Linked DNA regions of Mus musculus: region 1 is linked to region 2. The links are chromatin loops, found by intact Hi-C in ENCODE. Cell type or tissue: gastrocnemius. All regions are shown on one strand. Links, peaks and the distances in the headings refer to the core of each region. The heading gives the core; the rest is flanking DNA.

Region 1 (9,929 bases), core at 1,042-9,041, 50 kb after region 2:
GCTAGTCTGTTTCCATTAATTTTTAGAAAACAGGTCTCATTTAATCTTCAGGGCAGAACTGCCTAGATTTGCAGCTGTAAGACAAAGGAAACCAAGGGTTCTCAAGCCAAAGGTTTGCTTTTGTTTCTGTTGGCTGTTTCAGGACCCTGGAGGCAAGGAGGGGGGGCGGTGAGGGGGGAAATACTGTAGGCTACTAGGAAGGCATCTAGGCTGTTCCTTGTAGGGGGACCTGACAGATCTGGTAGAGCTTAAAAATCCTCCTCCTGTTTTGACCTTGTCAACTGGGAGATGTCCTGGATCAGAGAGGGGAGGTGGAACAGCCTGAGACCTCCAGACTCTAAGCTGGTTATATGGTTAAATTTCTTTTACATCCCTGAATTCCAATGGCCTCCTCCCCTGTAAGAAGGATGACACTATTATGTGACTGTTAGTTTGGGAGCCTTGTCCTTCAGAAACTGTAATGCCCTCTTCCGTTTTTTACACCTTCTCACCTGTCCTGTTGATTCTAAGGTGTGGCTTCAAGACTTTGTCTGCTCTCTCCTTGTTTCTGGCCACCCCCTCAACACCTTTCTCTTAAGCCATGTCTCTCCAGGTTCCAGCCCAATCTCCTACATTCCAATCTCAATGCTGTGTATTTCCACTTAGCCATGCTGCTACTGCATCTTGTAGTTAGCCAGCAGAAAGCCAAGTGGTTATTTCTTCCCTAAATTGCCTCCTGGTTTCACCTTACACATGCCCAAAGTGCAGAGTCACCTTTAAGATTATTTTCCTTCTGTTCAGTTGTCAAATGCGGTGGACTCCTCCTTCAGAATGTCTTTGGTCTGAGCAAGAATGGAAACGCAAGGGTTTATAATAATTGTGTTAAGTTTTCTTTTTTAAAGAGTAACAGATTTATTTCCTTAATATAGACTTATTATTTAAAAAACTGAAATGGAGGCATTTCTGTTCCCTAGTGTTAACCTCCTGACTGCTGTGCCTTTGGAGTTACTCTGTTTCCAGACTCTGTACACAACTTCCCAATTAATCCTTGCTTCCCCTGTAAGAACTTTCTTCGAATGTATAAATACCGAGTTAGTCTTTCTACCTAGGCAAGGGCTGTGCTTTCTTATTCCTGCAAAATCATAGACTTAAATGTCTTTATGTTTCCTAACCTAATTATATAAATGTGTCATTTGGGAATTGGAGATCTATAGGGACCAAAAACTGTTCTGAGACATTTTCAAGTCAACGTGGAACAAGATGCTGAAGAACACATAGCTAGCTTCCAGAGTACAGAATCAAAACAATGAATTAAGTGTTCACACCAGAAGGTCCTAGGTTTCCAAACCTCTTTGATAATTCACTGTGCTCTAGGTAGGACAAATCTTTGATAATTGTTCCTTACAAAGAATATGCTGGGGAGACAGCTTAGTTGGTAACATGTTTGCTGTTCAAGCATGAGGACCTAAGGTCAATTCCAGGACTCAGGTAAAAATACCACGTGTGCTAATGTGCACCTGTAATCCAAGCATCAGGGAGACAGAGAAAGGTGCCTCCCTGGCCAGCCAGCCTGCCCCAGTCACTGAGCCCCAGGTTCTTCCAGTGAGAGACTTTGTTCAAAGGACATGAGCACGTGTTCCTGAGGATGACACCTGAGACTGTCCTGTGTCCTACACACACACACACACACACACACACACACACAGAGGTACAAATTCAGAAGCATACACACAAAAGTCTTAGAATCAAGCTAGATTTGCATTTTAATCTGGCCACTTCTTATTTTTTGCGGAAATAACTATCGTGTCGTGTCCTCTCATCTGTGAAATGTTGATAGCTCTTCCACCTCATGAAGAAATGGAACTGGAAAATGGTACATGCATAAAGCAAGTGGAATATAGAAAATCTGGGCCAGTGTCTTAGTCAGGGTTTCTATTCCTGCACAAACATCATGACCAAGAAACAAGTTGGGGAGGAAAGGGTTTATTCAGCTTACACTTCCAAACTGCTGTTCATCACCAAGGAAGTCAGGACTGGAACTCAAGCAGGACCTCCCCTCTTGATCACTAATTGAGAAAATGCCTTACAGCTGGATCTCTTGGAGGTGGATGCATTTCCCCAACTGAAACTACTTTCTCAGTGATAACTCCAGGTGTGTCAAGTTGACACAAAACTCGCCAGCACAGCCAGCACGTAAAATAAAATACCCTAAGTTATCAGCTTGAAGTTTTGTTTTTTTTTTTCTTAGTAATGTTCATATTTTAATCCACACCTTTTTAAAAATTAAGTAAATGCATCATGTGGTGTTGTTAAATCTTTCCCTCCTGGGTATTGTAAATATTTGGGTGGTGGCAAGCATTACGTAAGTGTCCACCCATTAATTCTTAAACTCATTTCTTTGGAAAAAACTTATTACTGAAAATAAAATACTTTAGAAAGTGACAGCTTAGACCAATTGGTGTTCCAAAATTGGGCGATAAGATAGGTTTTTGTTTGTTTGTTTGTTTTGTTTTTTTGTTTGTTTGTTGTTTTTACAGACAGGGTTTCTCTATGTAGCCTTGGATGTCCTCGAACTCACTCTGTAGACCAGCCTGGCCTGGAACTCAGAAATCCGCCTGCCTCTGCCTCCCAAGGGGTAGGATTAAAGGCGTGTGCAACCACTGCCTGGACAATAAGATAGTTTTGGACACTTGGCTGGGCTCACTGTTCTATCTAGCTATAAAGCTATGATCTTTATTTAACACACATGTAGAGAACTCTTTCAAGGGTTTATGAGTGCTCCCTATCTGATTTTGACTCAGCTAACTACAGCAGGGCAGAAAAAAGTAGTGAATGAGGTCACAGAGAGCTCTCAGGGAATAAATGAAGGTCCATGTGACACCACTTCTGTCACTGCTGGGCCCTGACATGCAAGTGGCACATAAGGAAGGAAGGGTCAAGTTTTTAACAACTATGAGAAGAAACACACTTGATAGTTATGAAACACTCTACCCTTGTGAGACTTAAACTTCAGGATGTTTTTAAGAAATGGCCCTATTGAGGCCAAGTTAACTTGGAACTTCAAAACCCAGGCTAGCCTTTAACCCAAAACCTCTTGCTCTACCTTCCAAGTTTACAGGCATGAGTCGCTAGGGTATGATGTCAACTCCAGAACCCTTAAATACTGTTAGATTTCAACAAACACCTATAAAGCAACCCTTTCCTGTAATCTCGGCAACAGGAAAACACGGTGCTTGGGTAACTAAGTAAGCAAGAATCAGAAGAAAACACTTGTTAAAAACCAGTTTGCTCTTCAAAAGCTCACACTAACCAATAAGGAACCACAAGAAAACTTTAGGAATGGTTATCAGTATATGACAAACACTCCCACAACTGGTCTACCATTGAAGGCTGAGTTTCTGGTGAGGGATTTCACCAGTTGGGTAAAACACCTATATAAAAAGGGAATTCATAGTGGGACACTGCTAACCAGACCCAGACACACAAAGGGGAGCACTTTGGGGCTTTTTACATGAGGGCCTGTGGCAACTTACCTCTGCTTCCTCCCACCTCGACCCTCCCGGTGGGGATTTGCAGGAGACACATGGTGTGGTACATGGCTCTTTACTCTGGATATCACACGCATGTGGGGCTTCATAAACCGGGTTGCACAGTGACCAGCCAATACCAAATAATCCTAATTCCTAGTGCTGTCCTCAAGAGAGGTTCAGTTTATTCCATGCACAGCTTCACCTTCTGCATTCTTTTCTTTCCTTTTCTTTTTCAATTAATTAATTTAATGCTCTGGTGTGATTCCAATGTGTGGATCGCTTTGTTTGTCACTGTTCTTCACACCACGAAATAAATCTTTTTCTTAAGCTCTACTATTTATTCCTGAATTCTATTTCATAGCAGGACTGAAATAATCCCAAAGTCGAATTCAGGTGGTATCCTTGGTCCATATCTATAACCAGGGCTAAGAAGGTGACTCCTCACCCAGATAGGGTCTGAAAAACCTCAGCCAAGCTCCCTAGATCTCTGCATATTGTTTGTGACCGGTTCTGGCAGGCTGATCCCTCCCTGTTTTCTTGGATCCTATCCTATTTTCTGTTTTGACACCATGGTGAGACCTAGGAGACACACTCTTGGTCAGCAGCTCCCACCCTCCCATCTGACATCTTCCAGCTGAAGCCACAGGGGTCCTGGGTGTTTCCCTATTTCTCAGCTCCCTCTGGCTCAGGAATTCCACCGCGCCTACCCTTCCCTTTGCAAGCACTCAGCACACCAGAGTTGGGAGTGTGGGTAGCTTTCTGCTGGAGCAGAGTGCTGACACAGAGTACTGGGGGAGTGAAGCGCCCTCCTTTAGAAGGTACTCCCCCAGACCCCAGACCCCACTCCCGCCGGACAACTAGGTCCCCTGGGTGAAGCTAGAGGCCAGGCACCCGCCCTCATTAATGAGGGAACGCCCTCTTGCACGCAGGCTGCCCCACCCAGGGTGACGAGGGCCCTGCCCCGCCCCGCCACAGCTGCTCAATTAACTGCGGCTCAAAACAGCTCCAGCCGCAGCCGGGCAAGGTCTCTTCTACCTGGGGCTATGATCCGTGGGCGGGCGCCTAGGACTCGGCCATCACCGCCGCCTCCGCTGCTGCCGTTGCTGTCGCTGTCTCTGTTGCTGCTGTCCCCAACTGTACGCGGTGAGTGGCCAATGCGCGACGACCGGCTGGCTGCCCGCCAGGGGGCGCATGCTCAGCAGACATTGTGTCCCAGTAACTGGGGGCTCCGCTGCTGGGTGCCGGCGGCCAGCGGGAGGGATGGGGGTGGAATGCTGGGCTATCTGGGCTGTGACTGGATCCCCTCCGCGATCAGAGACCGTGGCAACACCAAAAGGGAGGGTTGAGTGCGAATCTCCAACCCTGCTCCTGGCTCTTTTATTCTTAAGGTGGAAGCTAGATGGCTGGCCACCTGCGCCGGTGAGAGACTGGTCGCGAGCAGCTACCGGGTGTCTTATCTCGCGCCTTGCTCGCTGCAGTGTTCCTGTGGATATTAAGTAGATTCTGAACGACTCAAGGCGGGTGGGAATTTACTCCCTACTTAGTTTTTGTCTTGTGTTCACGAGAGTCCAAGCATTCCAAGTTCCTGAGGGGCAAGTTCAGCCCTGGCAGGAAGGTAAGAGCCATTGCTGCTTCTCTTGTTCCAGGTCTGGGGAAAGAAAGCTCCTTGCCAACTTCAGTTTTACACCTGCTCTTTTCTTCCTAGGAGACTGCGGCCCACCTCCAGACATTCCTAATGCCAGGCCAATCTTGGGCAGACACTCCAAGTTTGCTGAGCAAAGCAAAGTGGCATACTCGTGTAATAACGGCTTTAAACAAGTTCCAGACAAGTCAAACATAGTTGTCTGTCTTGAAAATGGCCAATGGTCGAGCCACGAAACATTCTGTGAGAGTAAGTTCTTCATTTCTCTTTCTGAAAAGTTTTGGGAATGTGGATCTCGTTGAGGTTATTTTTATGCCTCTTTGGAGTGACTGGTAATTGATAGTTTTCTAGCATTATTAAACCCCAGGGTATACATGTTGGCAGTTTACACTCGAGCTAATTGAAGGCGGTACTTCCTATGGCAAGTCCTGCTTCTTCATTAAGAGTTTTTCTTTCTATTGTACAGGCTAGTAGAGAAAAAAAATGATAGGTACTGTTTAGGGAGTAAATTATATGTGAATATATTTGGCAATTACCCTGAGACACACACCCTGGTGATCTGTCTTGTTCAACTCTATTTTGTTAAGTAATGGATACAAGTCTTGGGAGACATTTTGAGGTCTTACTTCAAAAAAAAAAAATCTGTTGTACATATAGCCCTATGTTATCTTTAAGATATAGTTTTAGGTTGTTCTGGCATATCATCTGAACATTATACTAGACGGTATGTGTACTGACCAGGGTTCTCTATGAAACCCATGGCTTTGTTCTTTTCTTATAAACCTCTATAGCATGTAAGTCTACTAACTACTGTTGGCAGTTAGAACACATTAGCCAGAAAGAGAGGAAGGTTCTCCAGGCTTAAGGCATTACTGTCTGCTATTTATGCTGTATATACATTGTGCACCACGGCTATGCTAATTTTCTTTTAAAAAATCAACATTAGATTACTGTATGTTGCTCAGTCTGGTCTCAACTCCTGGGATCAAAATCCTCCTGCCTCAGCCACTCAAGTAGCTTGAATTATAAGCCATGATACTTGCTTTTCTTTTTTTTCTTTTCTTTTCTTTTCTTTTCTTTTCTTTTCTTTTCTTTTCTTTTCTTTTCTTTCTTTCTTTCTTTCTTTCTCTCTCTCTCTCTCTCTCTCTTTCTTTCTTTTCTTTCTTTCTACAAATTATTATTAAAATTTTTGTTAGAAATTATTATTTCTAACAAAAATAACACGTATAGTATGATAAGCACATGAGCTGGCAACACACAGACTTATCAAATGCTATCTACTCCATGTGATTGTATGTGCTATACTCCTCATGATTTTCATGTACTATGGTTGCTACCCCAGCACCAGGGCAAACTTGTTAGCAAGGAGTTACTTTACATTAGGATGGCCATGATGTTGCTAGGCAACAGGAATATTTCAGTTCCATTGCATTCCTGCAGGCCCCACATTTGTCTATGGGGCCCATCATGGGTCAGAATATTGCTATATAGTGAATGACTGACCACACAAAAGTAAAGATAAAAGCAAGACTTGATTGCTGACTTTGAATGACCTGAATCAGGTGTCTCTGTATTAAATCCAGAATCATTCAAAATTAATTTTTGAAAACACACTAGATCCATCTTCTCATTTGCATTTTCAGCCCTTATACAAGGCAAAAAATAGCCCCTAAACTCTCACCACAGGTATGAAAAGTTTGTAACGGTTCAACAGTATTGATGCATCTAATCCTTCAAGCAACCTCATGAGGGACTCTTCTCTCAATTTCAGAGTTAAAGAATCCTTCTACCAGAAGATGGATAATGTAGGCCAGACCTATACCTCTTAAGCCAAAGAGCCTGGCTCCAAGCTTGATCACTGAGCTAATGAGCAACACTTTCTTGCTGTACTCCTTGCCCCTCTAGAGCTCATTTGCTCAGCTGTTCACACATGATATACTTTATGTACATGGCTGGTTCATCTGACTCTTTTTACCAGGGGCAGTGTGAGGTTCAATGAGTAAGTATGTATAAAACATTTACAAATATTCAGTAAATTCTATTGTTATTGGCACTGGTGTGTGAAAACTTCACAGACTCCTAGTCATTGAAAAATGAAGGTATGAATGTGATTACACTTGATGAACTACGAATACCACAGTCATATTTATTTAAAAATTAATATATAAAGACATAGAGATCCATGCAAAGCAAATAGTTGATGGGAAAAGGGTGGATTAACGACTAGCTATTAGATTGCCTGGATTATAAACTAAGTTCACATTCCTATTTCTCTGTTGCCATGTTAACTCTTTTAGAATCATGTGTTGCTCCAGAAAGACTGAGTTTTGCATCCCTCAAAAAAGAGTACCTCAACATGAATTTTTTCCCAGTTGGTACTATTGTGGAATATGAGTGTCGGCCAGGATTTCGAAAACAACCTCCACTCCCAGGAAAAGCAACTTGCCTTGAGGATTTAGTATGGTCTCCAGTTGCTCAGTTTTGTAAAAGTGAGTATGATTTAAAAAGTAATTACAGTCATCTGTATTTGGGGAGATACCATGTCTGGAAAAAAATATATAATGTTTCTTCAGAGATTCATGAGTTATTTTCTAATTAGACAAATATTTACATAATAGGAATACGTACTGACAGAGCTCATGTTTACTAAATTTAAGGTTACCTAAAATGATCACACACTCCAAGTACCTTGCTTTTTTGAGGCAATAAAACAGAAATGTAAAATTAAAGAATAAGAAAGGTTAGAAATTATCAGTGGCTCAGAGGATGAATTTGTGTATGTGTGCCTGATATTTAGTTTTTTTCCCTGCTGTTCTAAGATTTAATTAACAAGTAAAAATCATGTAAATCAAAGAACACATTATTTTGTAATAAATTTCCACTTGTCACCTGTGTGTGTATGTTTTCCATGCATGCATGACTATGCATGCATGAGTAGATGTGCATTTGGTTGAGACTGTTATAGGATAATCCTAGGTGCCAGACCATAGGTGCCTCTGGTCTGGAACTTCAACTCATAGAGTATACTAACTGTCCTCTTCCTACCTTCCCACCCCCCACCACTTCCAAGTATCTGTCTCCCACATTGCTATCACTGGGAGTGAAGGTGTGCCACTCTGCCCAGCTGTTTACATGAAGTCTGGTGACTCAATCTCTGGTTTTCATATCTGCAATAAACACACATCTTATTAACTGAGATGTTTCCCCAGGTCCTTACTATTACTTGTGTGTTTGTGTTCCTCTGTGTGCATGCAGTTGTGGACCCATGCATATGGAGGCCAAAGGACAACCTTGGGTATTGTTCTTCAGGCTCTGTTCACCTTACATATGGATAGTATCTGTCCTTGACCTGGGGCTGCCCAAGGAAGTTCCACAGGCTGGCCACTGAGCCCCAGGACTCTGCATGCCTCTGCCCACCCAGTTCTGGGATGAGAAATGCTTGTTACCCTGCTTGACTTTTTTTCTGTGGGTCCTGGGGATCAAAGTCAGGTCCTTGCCCTTACATGGAAAGCACTTTACCAGCCCAGTTTCTCTATCTCCCTACCCCATTTAAGTCTTTATCTAAGTTAAAATAAAAGTGATGTGTTTCACCATCGGAATTTTGGACATCCATGTCACTTGGGTCTCCCTCATTCTCCTCTCCTCTGCCCTACCCATCACATTCCTGCTGATTCTGGTAACAGGTTTCTCTTGCCTTCTGCTCTCATGTTACACGTAGACCATTACATTCCCTCCTTTCCTCTCCCCTTAAGACCTCTTTCTTCTCCATCCACTTTCAGCATAATGTATGGATGGATGCCTGTATATGAATAATTACTGCCATAATCCCTTTTAACATTCAGTATGGTTAGAGAGTTGTTGGTTTTTTGATAATTCTTTTCTAGAAAAATCATGCCCTAATCCTAAAGATCTGGATAATGGTCACATCAACATACCAACCGGCATATTATTCGGTTCAGAAATAAACTTCTCATGCAACCCAGGGTAAGTTTCATCACTCTAAGACTCTATAATCAATTAATGAACTAAAGAAATCAGTTCAGTGAACACTGATAGATTTGTGGACTGTAGTCACTGGTGGATAGCACTAAAACAGTCCCCCATAGTGAGAGTGAGGGTGAGTGTGCACTATGCACAGTAGTGCACATGTGTGTAAATGCCAAAATGAAAGCTATTTTCTATAGTATACTGAGGAAAAAAAAACTGTTCCCCAAAGAACCTTTGTCATGAGCTCTTTGTGGTAATGTGTTACAAGCAAACTTATTAGTTACAAGTAAACTTAGTAATGTAGACCAGGGTAAAGTTTTTATACTTCTAATTTCTCTAGATTTTTAGATCCAATACATATGAAGTTCTAAATGTGATAAGTGTAGCTACTACTGAAATATATGTCCATGATACAAAAATAACAATCCCTAAAGTGTTAGAAATCAAACTAATTTTAAACTGGCTTAAATAGTAATTTGCATCTCAGTTTTAATAGATGCAAATAAATTGTTATATCATGGGCTAAGAAAAAAGCCTAGTGTGGAAATGCCCTCCTATCAGAAAGTTTTCTTAGGTCTTCATTTGGGCTTCATGTAGAACAAGGAAGTTCTTTAAGTGTCATCAGCGACTCACCCACTTTGTTCATTTCCTTTCTATGTTCTGAGTCCAGTCACCACCCCTCCCTCCTTCCGACAGAAATAGGGCTACGTGGGTCTAGTGGATTCATAAGAGCCCAGGGTTTGGGAAGGAGCAGGTGGAGAGCCAGATGAGGGGTTAGAAAATCAGGAAGG
Region 2 (9,929 bases), core at 953-8,952:
TATCTCGGTCCATCTTCAGCCCTCTAAATAGCCACTGCTTACCTACCTCTGTGACTGGCCTAACACCCTGTGACTAACAGATTAAAAACATTTTGGAATGTGTTGTTAAGAAAACCACAGTTTCCACCAACCAAAAGGCTGAGAGGCCTCACATAGCTCCCGAGGCCTACAGCCGAAGCTCTGACTTGCCTCAGCTACCTTCTTAATGTTTCCACTAATGTATTTTTAAAAGTGTATTGATTTATGGCCGTTGTTTTTTTCTGTTACTCTTGAGTAACAGAACTTCAGGTGCCCTTTCAGCATCTCCGCTGTGTCTAACAGCCAGAATTCCTTCAGATGAGAAGGCAATACCTATGAGACATGATGGCACAGAGACACACTAGGACTCCAGGGTCGTTTTCTCAAAACCCTAAATCTTATGATACTTACAATTCCTTTAGGAGTTTTATTTAATTCAACATGTGGATTGTGGTAAGGGTCCTCCTACAGCACATGAAAGACAAGAGGCTTAATCAGCACCAGTGTGTGCATGCTCAGCCTCATGACACCTCTGACTCCTCAGTGTCATAGCAACCGAAACTCACTCCTGTAGCTTAATGTCACGGACCTATAGCCATAGGCGACACAGGGAAAGCATACACTACCATATGAGGGGACAAAGGGGCTAGAATGTATATAAGGTGAATCCCGGATGCACTTGGGGATCAGCCTTTGGATTTGAATCTGCTGAGCTTGTTTTGGCACAAATGAAGCTGCTCCCAGGCAGAAAGCCTCGGTGTCCTGTTTCTCTGTTTAAGAATACCGTTACAGAGGACCTGCTCTTTTCTCTATCACATGATGCTTGACTCAAAGGTCAAATTTTCTTATTATAGCAACTCGCTAACACAGGCCATAAAGTATCAAACCACAAAATGCAGCTTTGCCCATAGGAGGTTAAATACCTAGGTTATATGGTGACTCCTTCAGAACTGATCACACATCCTGTGAGACCAAATCAGAAAAAAAAAATATATATATAGTTTGCACGTTAACAGTTCTGTTTGCAGTTAAGAATAAGTTCCTGAGTTTCTCAGAAAATTAGGATCTACCACAGGACTCAGCTATACCACTCCTGAGCATATGCCCAAAGAACGTTCTATCACAAGAACACTTGCTCAATTATGTTCATAGCAACTATATTCATAATAGCCAGAAACTACAAACAAACTAGATGGCCCTCAACCAAAGAGTGGATAAAGAAAATTGGGTTTCTTTACTCAGCTGTTAAAAACAATGACATTATGAAATTTGCAGGCAAATGGATGGAACTAGAAAAAAAAAATCACCTAAAGGGAGGTAACAGAAAGACAAACATGGTATGTAATCATTTAAAAATATATATAAGCTGTAAAGTAAGACAATCACAATACAGTCCACAGACCCAGAGGGGCTAAGTAACACGGAGAGCTGAAAGGGAGAGAAAGGATCTTCCTGGGAAGGGGAAATAGAGTGGGTTTTGTGGGTGGGTTTGATAAGGGGAGGGACCAGATGGTGGGGAGGAGATACTGGGAGAAATGATTGGCATTAGGGAGCGTTTCAGGGGCAAGGTGGGAACCTAGAGCCATGGAAACTCCATGGAATCTACATGAGCAACCCTAGCAAAGGCACAATGGGAGACACAGAGCCTGAACCAGCCATCTTCTGTAACTAAGCCAGGGCTCAATGGAGGGATTGGGACACCAACCCAGCCACAAAACCTTCAGTCTACAGTTTGTCCTGCCACAGAGTGTGCTGACACTGGAGTCTAGCAGAAATCATTACCAAAAGGACCAGAAAGGCTTTATCCAACTGCCAAACCTTAGAACTCAGGGAGTCCTGAGGAGGAGGAGGGGGAGGGGGAGGAGGAGGGGAGGAGGGGGAGGAGGAGGAAGAGGAGGATCTGAGAAACCAGAGGGGTCAGGGACACACCACAAGAACACAGCCCACAGAATCAATGGACTAGGACTCACGGGAATTCCCAGCACACAGGGATCAGTAAAGGTCTGACCTAGATCCTCTGCATACATGGTATGCCTGAGTAGCAGAGATTCTAACAGTGGTAGTGGGGGCCGGGGCTGTCCTTGATTCTTCTGCCAACTCCTCTTGCCTTGTCCAGCTTGGATGTGATGCTATGTGCCTGGTCTTGTTGGAACTTGTTATGCTGTGTTTGGTTGATGTCCCTGCGAGGACTGCTTTTTTTCTGGGGAGGAGGAGAGGGTGTAATTGCAGGCTTTTCTATCTGCGCGCCAGTTCCCGAATAACAAACTCAGAGGGTTATTTATTTATGAATAAATGCCTAGGCCATAAGCTTTGACTTGCTCCCTGACTAGCTTGTAACTTTTATGACAGATTTAAATTATTTTATGTCTGGCACAAGGCTAATTACCTCTCCTCAGTTTCATGCTTCCGATTTCTCAGAGCCCAGGGTAAATCTTCTGACTCTTATCTCCCAGAGTTCCAATCTTTCTACCAGAACTCCCACCTTCTACTTCCTGCCTTTTGCTAATAAGCCGTCAGCTTTTAATTGACAGGTGATGCTCCCATACAGCGCACAAGAGATTATTCCTACAGAGGGGTGGAACTGGGGGGTGGGGGGGGAAGAGGGGAGGGGAGAGGGGAGGGGGGAGGGGAGAGGGGGAAGGGGGAGGGGAGAGGGGCGAGGGGCGGGAAGTGGGGCGGGGAGAGAGGAGGGAGGGGGAAGAAGTTCCTGTTTGTCTTGTGCAGGTTAAGGTCTCTGAATGAGTTTCTGTTTATCCTGTGATAAATCCTAAAGAATAAGTTCCTGGTTGTCCTGTGCTAAGTCCTTGCGAGTTAAAGTTTCCATCCGTAATTAAGAATAAGTTTCTGTTTCTTAGATCTGATGTGAACTGAACACATGTTTTCAACCTACACTAAACCTGCGGCCCCGTTCACATGATGTAGTCCTTACCCTTTGTCTTCCCCTCTCACTGTATCGGACAATGTATAATAACAGCCAACTCTCAGCCCTGTGAACACCCCATCTCTCCTATTAAAGGGATTTCAAGAGGACAGCAGGGGCTGCTCTCTAAAATCCCGACTTAGGGAGAGGCAGCTGGACTGGCCAGGCCCAGGTGAAGAGCAAAATAAACCTTGCTTTAACCGAACAATTGTAGATTTGGTTTTTCTTCTTGCAGTTGTCAGGTTTGACAATTTGAATGGGAGCACTTTGATTGGTAAATATTCTATATTCCAAATAAAATGACAATTAAAAGGATCCCAGGACTAACTGGTTGCTACTGGAATCATAATCCAAACTATTCATCATTGTCCAACCACTATATAAACCTTGTACGATCTGTAGAGGAAATGCCTAGCCTCACAGAGACTTAAAGTAAGGGGGGGGGGTAGAGGTGGTGTTCGAGTTGGAGGGGGAATCCAGGGGGGCCCCCACTGGCTCAGAGGAGGAGGAGGGGTGGGGGAAGAATTGTGACAGGGAGTAACTAGGATGGGGGCAGTGAACGGGCTGTAAAGTGAATAAGTAAAAAAATAAAAATAAAACAAACAAACAAACAAACAAAAGAACACCAAGAAACTGTATAATCTGATACCCTTCAACTAGGCCTGGAGGAAGAGGTGACATTTTAGGCCTTAACATGTTTAAAACAGGCCCCTGCCCTAAGGCTGCTAATCTATAATTTTTTTTTCTCCTTTCCACTTGAGTAGGAAGAAAGCAGAAAGGATGATACGGGTGTGTGTGTGTGTGTGTGTGTGTGTGTGTGTGTGTGTGTATACATGGTACACAGGCCCCTGCTGGTACTCCAGCCCCCTAGAGCCAGATGACATCTTCCCTACATGAGAGCCATCTCCACCTCTACTGTAAACATCTGTAGACTCACTTCAGCTTCTCTCTTCACCACTTATGCCCAACTCCATAGGAATTCTGCTTCATTTACATCACACCAGCACTACTGGGGAGGTCTAACTTCTCCTGAGACAAGTCTGTTTTCGACTCCTGTGTCTTGCAACCCTCAATCCCTTCATCAGAAGACCCAGAAGAGGAGAAACTTGGCTGGGATCCACACCTGATATACTACTTGCTTCTAGGAGACACACATTTGACACAGCTACTGAAAATGCAAAATTGATTTTATTTACTGACAGTTCTGAGATAAACAAGGTCAGGTTTAGGCAGGATATGCAGGATATGCAGTTGCTTTCAGTCCTGATGTAATGAATGTGCTCATTAAATCTGCTCAAGTGGCTGAATTTATAGCCTTAACCAAAGTGCTCCATTTAGCAGAAAACAGAGTAGCGATAACACACTCACAGGGAGTAAGTGCTGCATGAGAAAGAGAATTTCCAAATCTCTCTGGCCAGCTCTTCAGAAAAGTCAGCATATTTCACAATTGCTGGATGCTATCCATTTGCCCAATTTGCCATCATTAAAACCCTAGCACATCCTAAAGCAAGTACTAAAAAGGCAAAGGCAATAGCAGAGCCTATGCTCTTCCATCAGCTGTGTGTTCTGCTTGTTCCAAACACAAGCCTGCTAAGTCACTTCATGGCACCCAAGAGCGCTTGTGTTAGGTCTCAGGAAGTGCTCAGGAAGTAGGAAAAAAGATATGTCAGGAAATGATGGTCCTGACTCAGGCCAAGCAGAGCTATATAGGAAGTGTTTCTGGTGGTTAGATAAAAGCCACCATCCTCAGGAACTCATGAAGAAGTTTTCTGTTTGCCAGAAGGAGTCATTTTCCTCGCTTCTGGAGGAAGGGACATAAGGCTCTCTGGTGATATATACATGTGGTGCCTACCAGCGCATCATAGCCATGCTAGCCTTCAGGATCCTGTAGTCCCCATTCACAAGTCTGCACAATGACTCTGGCCCCTTCCCTCCCCAACGGGCTTCCCTTTCCCCAGATTCCCATCTATTCTCTGTATAATGGCAAGGTATTCCCCTGCCCTAACCATCTTCACTATTCTCTCCTGCTCTTCTCTGCAAGTCCTGATTCCCTAGCCCTGGCCATGTCCAGGACGCTGCTGTTTCTCTCTGTTCTGGACTCTTCCAGATGCCTCTGGGTGCTCTCTCTCTCTCTCTCTCTCTCTCTCACACACACACACACACACACACACACACACACACACACACACACACACAAGCACACACACTCCTTTCCCCTAATCATAGAGCAGTTATCTCAATGGCCCTCCATAGATGCAAGGGTATCCTTGCAAACAATATTTTTTATCGAAGGAACCTTTTGAAACTTGGCAGCTAGACTTTGTCTAAATGTCCCTGACACAAGTATATAAATATGTCTTAGCATGAATTTGTTTTACCGTTGGATTGAAGCTTTCCCTTGGTCGAAAGCCACGGTGTCAGTGGGGAAAAAAAAAGTTGGGTTAGAAAGAATTATTCTCTCTTGGTGCATTCCTGCTGAATTATATAGTGATCATGGAACTCATTTTACCAGACAAGTGTTTTTTGTTAAATTTGATCTATTATGCAACAGTTTCACTGTATTTATCTCAGTTCCCTGGATTATTTGAGCAAATTAATAGCACTGTAAAAGTTTTACTGACATCTGGGCATGACACAGTCACTGCAATTATGAAATCACAGCAGCTGTGAGCAACTGGGCCTAGAGTCAACAGCCTGTCTTGAAAAGTGGAGAGGTTTGTGAGATCCAACCTCTCCACTGTGAACTATTGGCTATGGATAGACTGTGGGAGAAGGGGAGTCATTGTTTTCAGTTGAGGACCTGCTGGGGAGCTCACCAGACTCTAGTGGAAAGTCCCAAACTCATGGTTATTGGACCTTGTTTCATATATTACATCCCTCCCTCAGTTTCTCCTCCCTCCTTTTCTCCTAGTCCCTCCCCTACACTTCCCCCCCTTTCCCCAGACTCACCCTTCCATTTCCCTTCAGAAAAGAGCATGTCTCCCAGGGACATCAACCAAACATGGCATAACAAGTGTCTTAGTTAGGGTTTCTATTGCTTTGACAAAACTCCATGACCAAAAAGCAAGTTTGGGGTGAAAGGGCTTATTTGGCTTATAGTTCCACCTTGGTGTTCACTACCAAAGGAAGTCAGGACAGGAACTCAGTTAAGACAGGGTCCTGCAGGCAGAGCTGGTGCAGAGGCCATGGAGGAGTGCCCATTACTGGCTTCCTCAGCCTGCTTTCTATAGAATCCAGGACCACCAGTCCAGGGGTGATACCACAGTGGGCTGGGCCTTCTCACAGTGATTACTAATTGAGATCTCATGGAGGCATTCCCTGAACTGAGGTGCCTTCCGCTCTGACCACTCTAACTTGTTTCAAGATGACATAAAACCAGCCAGTACCACAAAATCACAATAAGACTAGGTACATACCCTCACATCAAACCTGGACTAGGCAACCCAGTAGGAAGAAAAGGGTCCTAAAAGCAGGTGTATGGGTTAGAGACAGTGCCTACGCCCACTGCTAGAAGTCCCACAAGAACATCAAGCTAAACAACCATAATATATGCAGTGGACCTAGGTCAAACCCATGCAGGCTTCCTGATTGTCAGTGCAGTCTTTGTGAGCCCCTATGAAACCTGGTTAGTTGATTTGGTGGTTTTTCTTGTGGTATCCTTGACCCTCCTGGCTCCTACAATCCTTCCCCTCTTCTGTGGGGTTCCCGGACTCTACCTAATGTTTGGCTGTGGGTCTCTGCATCTTTAAGTCATTTCTCTAAGCCTGGAAACATTCAAATTTTCCACTACCACAAGAAAAAGACTCTTATTATTCAGAATAATTTGGAAAAAGAAAGTTCCAGGTGTTTCGACAAACAGAACTCTAATTTGACTGCCTAAAAGAATTGCCTTTGGGTGTTCCCTATTTTTGATCCACCATCTTATATCCAAATAATAGACTACTAGTAGGTTCTCTTCTAGGGCCTAGGTGCTCCCCAGTCATGAGCTCTGGGCTAAATTATAGTACCAGGTATGAGCTTCCTCCTAGGCCAAATATCCAATCAGAAATCAATTTGTAATTCCCATCACATTTGTAGCACGATTGTTCCTGTGGGCAGACTCTCAGGCCAATCATTATTGTTGCTCACAGGGTTCAAACTGGTGGGATTGCTGGTGACTTTTCTCTGCTACTAAGAAGGCTAGCCAGCAGGGAATAAGCAGCTTGTACCAGCTTATTTTCTCCAGGTCTTGTGACTAAAGTCTGTGGTGTCTTCAAGCAATAGGTCTTACCATCAAGTTCTGGTGTGTAAGCAAAAGCAAAGACAGTAGCCAAGACAGTTGTGATGGTTTGTATATGCCTGACCCAGGGAGTGGCACTATTAGAAGGTGTGGCCTTCTTGGAGTAGGTGTGTCACTGTGGGTGTAGGCTTTAATACCCTCATCCCAGCTGCCTGGAAGCCAGTCTTCTAACAGCCTTCAGATAAAAATGTAGAACTCTCAGCTTCTCCTGTACTATACCCGCCTGGATGCTGCCATGCTCCCATCTTGATGATAATGGACTGAGCCTCTGAACCTGTAAGCCAGCCCCAATTAAATGTTGTCTTTATAAGAAGAGTTCTTAGTCATAGTGTCTGTGCTCAGCAATGTAAACCCTAATTAAGACACATGTATTGCTTTTGTGAGTGAGGTTCTCCTGACCTTCTTTGACCAACAATCCAAACAAAGGCACTCCATACCCTAGCATGAGCACTAGGCTCTTTGTTGGCAACCTATGGCTTCAGGGAGAAACATTAACTTGAGAATGACTACATTTAAACTCTCTCTCTCTCTCTCTCTGTATATATCTATATGGTATATATATCATCATCTACATCATCTACATATATACATATTTGTAACCATATTCAATGCTTTAGATTTTCTTCATTATAATTCAATTTTTTGGTACTGTCAGTGTTCAGTGATTACAACCTTATGGTGTCTTCCCTTTGAAGCTGTTCCATAACTGGATTCGTTTTTGTTCTTCTTTATTTTGCTACACTGCCAACATATAACCATCAGTGTGATTTTGTTTGCTTATTTTTTCCTCTTAAGTAATACAAGGGATCATATCCCTGGACTCTAACTGCAGAAGGCTGCTGTCCTGGAGCAAGCATGCTCAGGGCTCAGCTGGCTTGTGACTTTTCTGGGGCCATCAACTGCTGTTCCTTAAACCCTGTATTAAGATATATAACAATTTCAAACTAAACTCCCCATGATATAGAGATCTCTTCCAATACCTACTTTAAAAAATCCAAGTCACTCTCTTCAACCAATATATAAAACAGGGTTGGAGTATTAGAGTCGCTCTTAGGCAGGGACTATCCTATCTGTTTCATTAGCATGAATTATAGGAAAATGACTGAACACCACCCTTCTATTCATGATTTCATGATTTTTTTTTTAGCACAGTTCTCAAGAGCTTGTCGTGGCAGGAGTGTAAATATTGGAGAAAGTTCCATCAAGATTAATGTATGAAAAAGCCAAGAGGTATGTATAACTTAGCAATGCTGCACAGGGTGGGGCCCTGCCCACCTCAGTCTCTGCTCCAATCGTCCTACAAGGGGGTGTGGCAAGTAGAAAATCTAGTTTTTGGAGAAAAATCTCATCTTCTGGGTGCCAGCAAAGCCCCAGCCTCTTCCTTTTCCTGGATGAGTTTCTGTTGACACCACCCTGTGAGAATAAGATCACTAACAAAACTTTTGAGCCAAATTTGAAACAAACTTTGTTAAACACTGGCCAGGCCCATACCCAGCATTCTGAGAGAATGGCTGCAAATTATGTGTGTCAGGTGCTTATAAAGGCAAAACACACAAGGCTACATCCTGTCTTCGTCCAATCGGGGGCAAGCCTACATCCTAAGGCACTTCCTGTCTATGTACCTATCACCTATGTGTGATCAAGCACTTCCTGTGCCACTGGGGCAACCAAACTTGCTTAGAAAAATGAAAACATGTGGTTTGTTATCTTAAATGAACAACAGCCTCCAGCATTCCAGGAAGGTATCTGTCCATGCGCAGGCAGGGCTTAGAGGGAGGAGGCATTTTTGTTTTATACATTTCTTAAGCCTAGTAATTTAAACTTAAAACATAACTTTAGCCCTCACATTTCCTGGGGAATTTCCATTTTCCTTTGGTACACTGTTTTCAAAAGTCAGACAGCCAAAGGGTGGTGCATAATTGTCTTTAGAATATCTTTATTCTTGCCAGGAAGGCCAGAATTTTCTACTCCCAGAAACTCCTTCTGGTTGATTCATTACAGACCCTCCCTGCTGAACCTGCCAACTTTTTGAGTTCTAAAGCAGAGAGCACAAAACTTTTCTTTTCTCCTTTTCTATCTCTATTTTTCAAACACTGGCCCAAATTCTAAAGCTGCCTGTCCTGGTCACTCTTGGGTATTCTTATTCTTTCTCTGATGACCTCCACTGTACAGCTGCTCCAGGGGCTGAGCCAGCCTGCTTTCTTAAGCTCTGACTAGATACTCATGGCCTCTTTTTTCTTTTATCTGTTTCCCTCCTGGCAGCTACGGAACGCTCCAGCTTGCTTGCCCTTTTCTTTCCCTTATTTATTTTATTCAGTCTCTAATGCCACCTGAGTTTCCTTCTGAGTCCATTTAAAATTAACGATTTTGTCTAGAATAATGAGAAGCTACACAAGAGGCCCTGTGTTCCCCAGTGACAAAGTTAGCAACCCAAATAGCAATACTTAAAATCAAACGTTGTATTATGCTATGTGCTAATTTTATACTAATGCTGAAGAAACAGGGTAGGAAAGTATCAAGTGTTTGTTTTCTATTTATAAAATATATATATGTCTTTTATAAATATGTTCATATATTATATGTAAAAAATATAACTATAAAAGACATATACATGTCTTTCACTATAAATGTGGATTTGATTATATATAAACATGTAAATACATACATATATATGGCTATATATAAGATAAATATAAAAGAAAAATATACATG

Evidence for each region. Peaks named below come from ENCODE experiments on the same cell type or tissue, not always from the same donor. Only the 100,000 strongest peaks of a DNase experiment are listed, where the experiment ranks them.
Region 1: it touches region 2 in a loop (2.9-fold over the local background); 6 of 42 quality-filtered maps call a loop at or near these places.

The regions. Positions count from the first base shown.
Region 1 is chr1:130,457,293-130,467,221 of GRCm38, reverse strand. Cd55 (CD55 molecule, decay accelerating factor for complement) reads left to right here and starts at 4,478. Exons shown (of 10, transcript NM_010016.3): 1 at 4,478-4,652; 2 at 5,215-5,400; 3 at 7,449-7,640; 4 at 9,036-9,135. The coding sequence starts at 4,553. In gastrocnemius, for the core only: a CTCF peak has its summit at 4,677 (motif pointing right); DNase peaks (open chromatin) are centred at 3,532, 4,208 and 4,681; H3K4me3 peaks cover 2,444 bases; H3K27ac peaks cover 2,681 bases.
Region 2 is chr1:130,507,692-130,517,620 of GRCm38, reverse strand. Gm16083 (a long non-coding RNA gene) reads right to left here and starts at 2,573. Exons shown (of 3, transcript XR_878517.2): 1 at 2,405-2,573. In gastrocnemius, for the core only: no CTCF peak of the experiment used is centred there; no DNase peak of the experiment used is centred there; H3K27ac peaks cover 5,212 bases.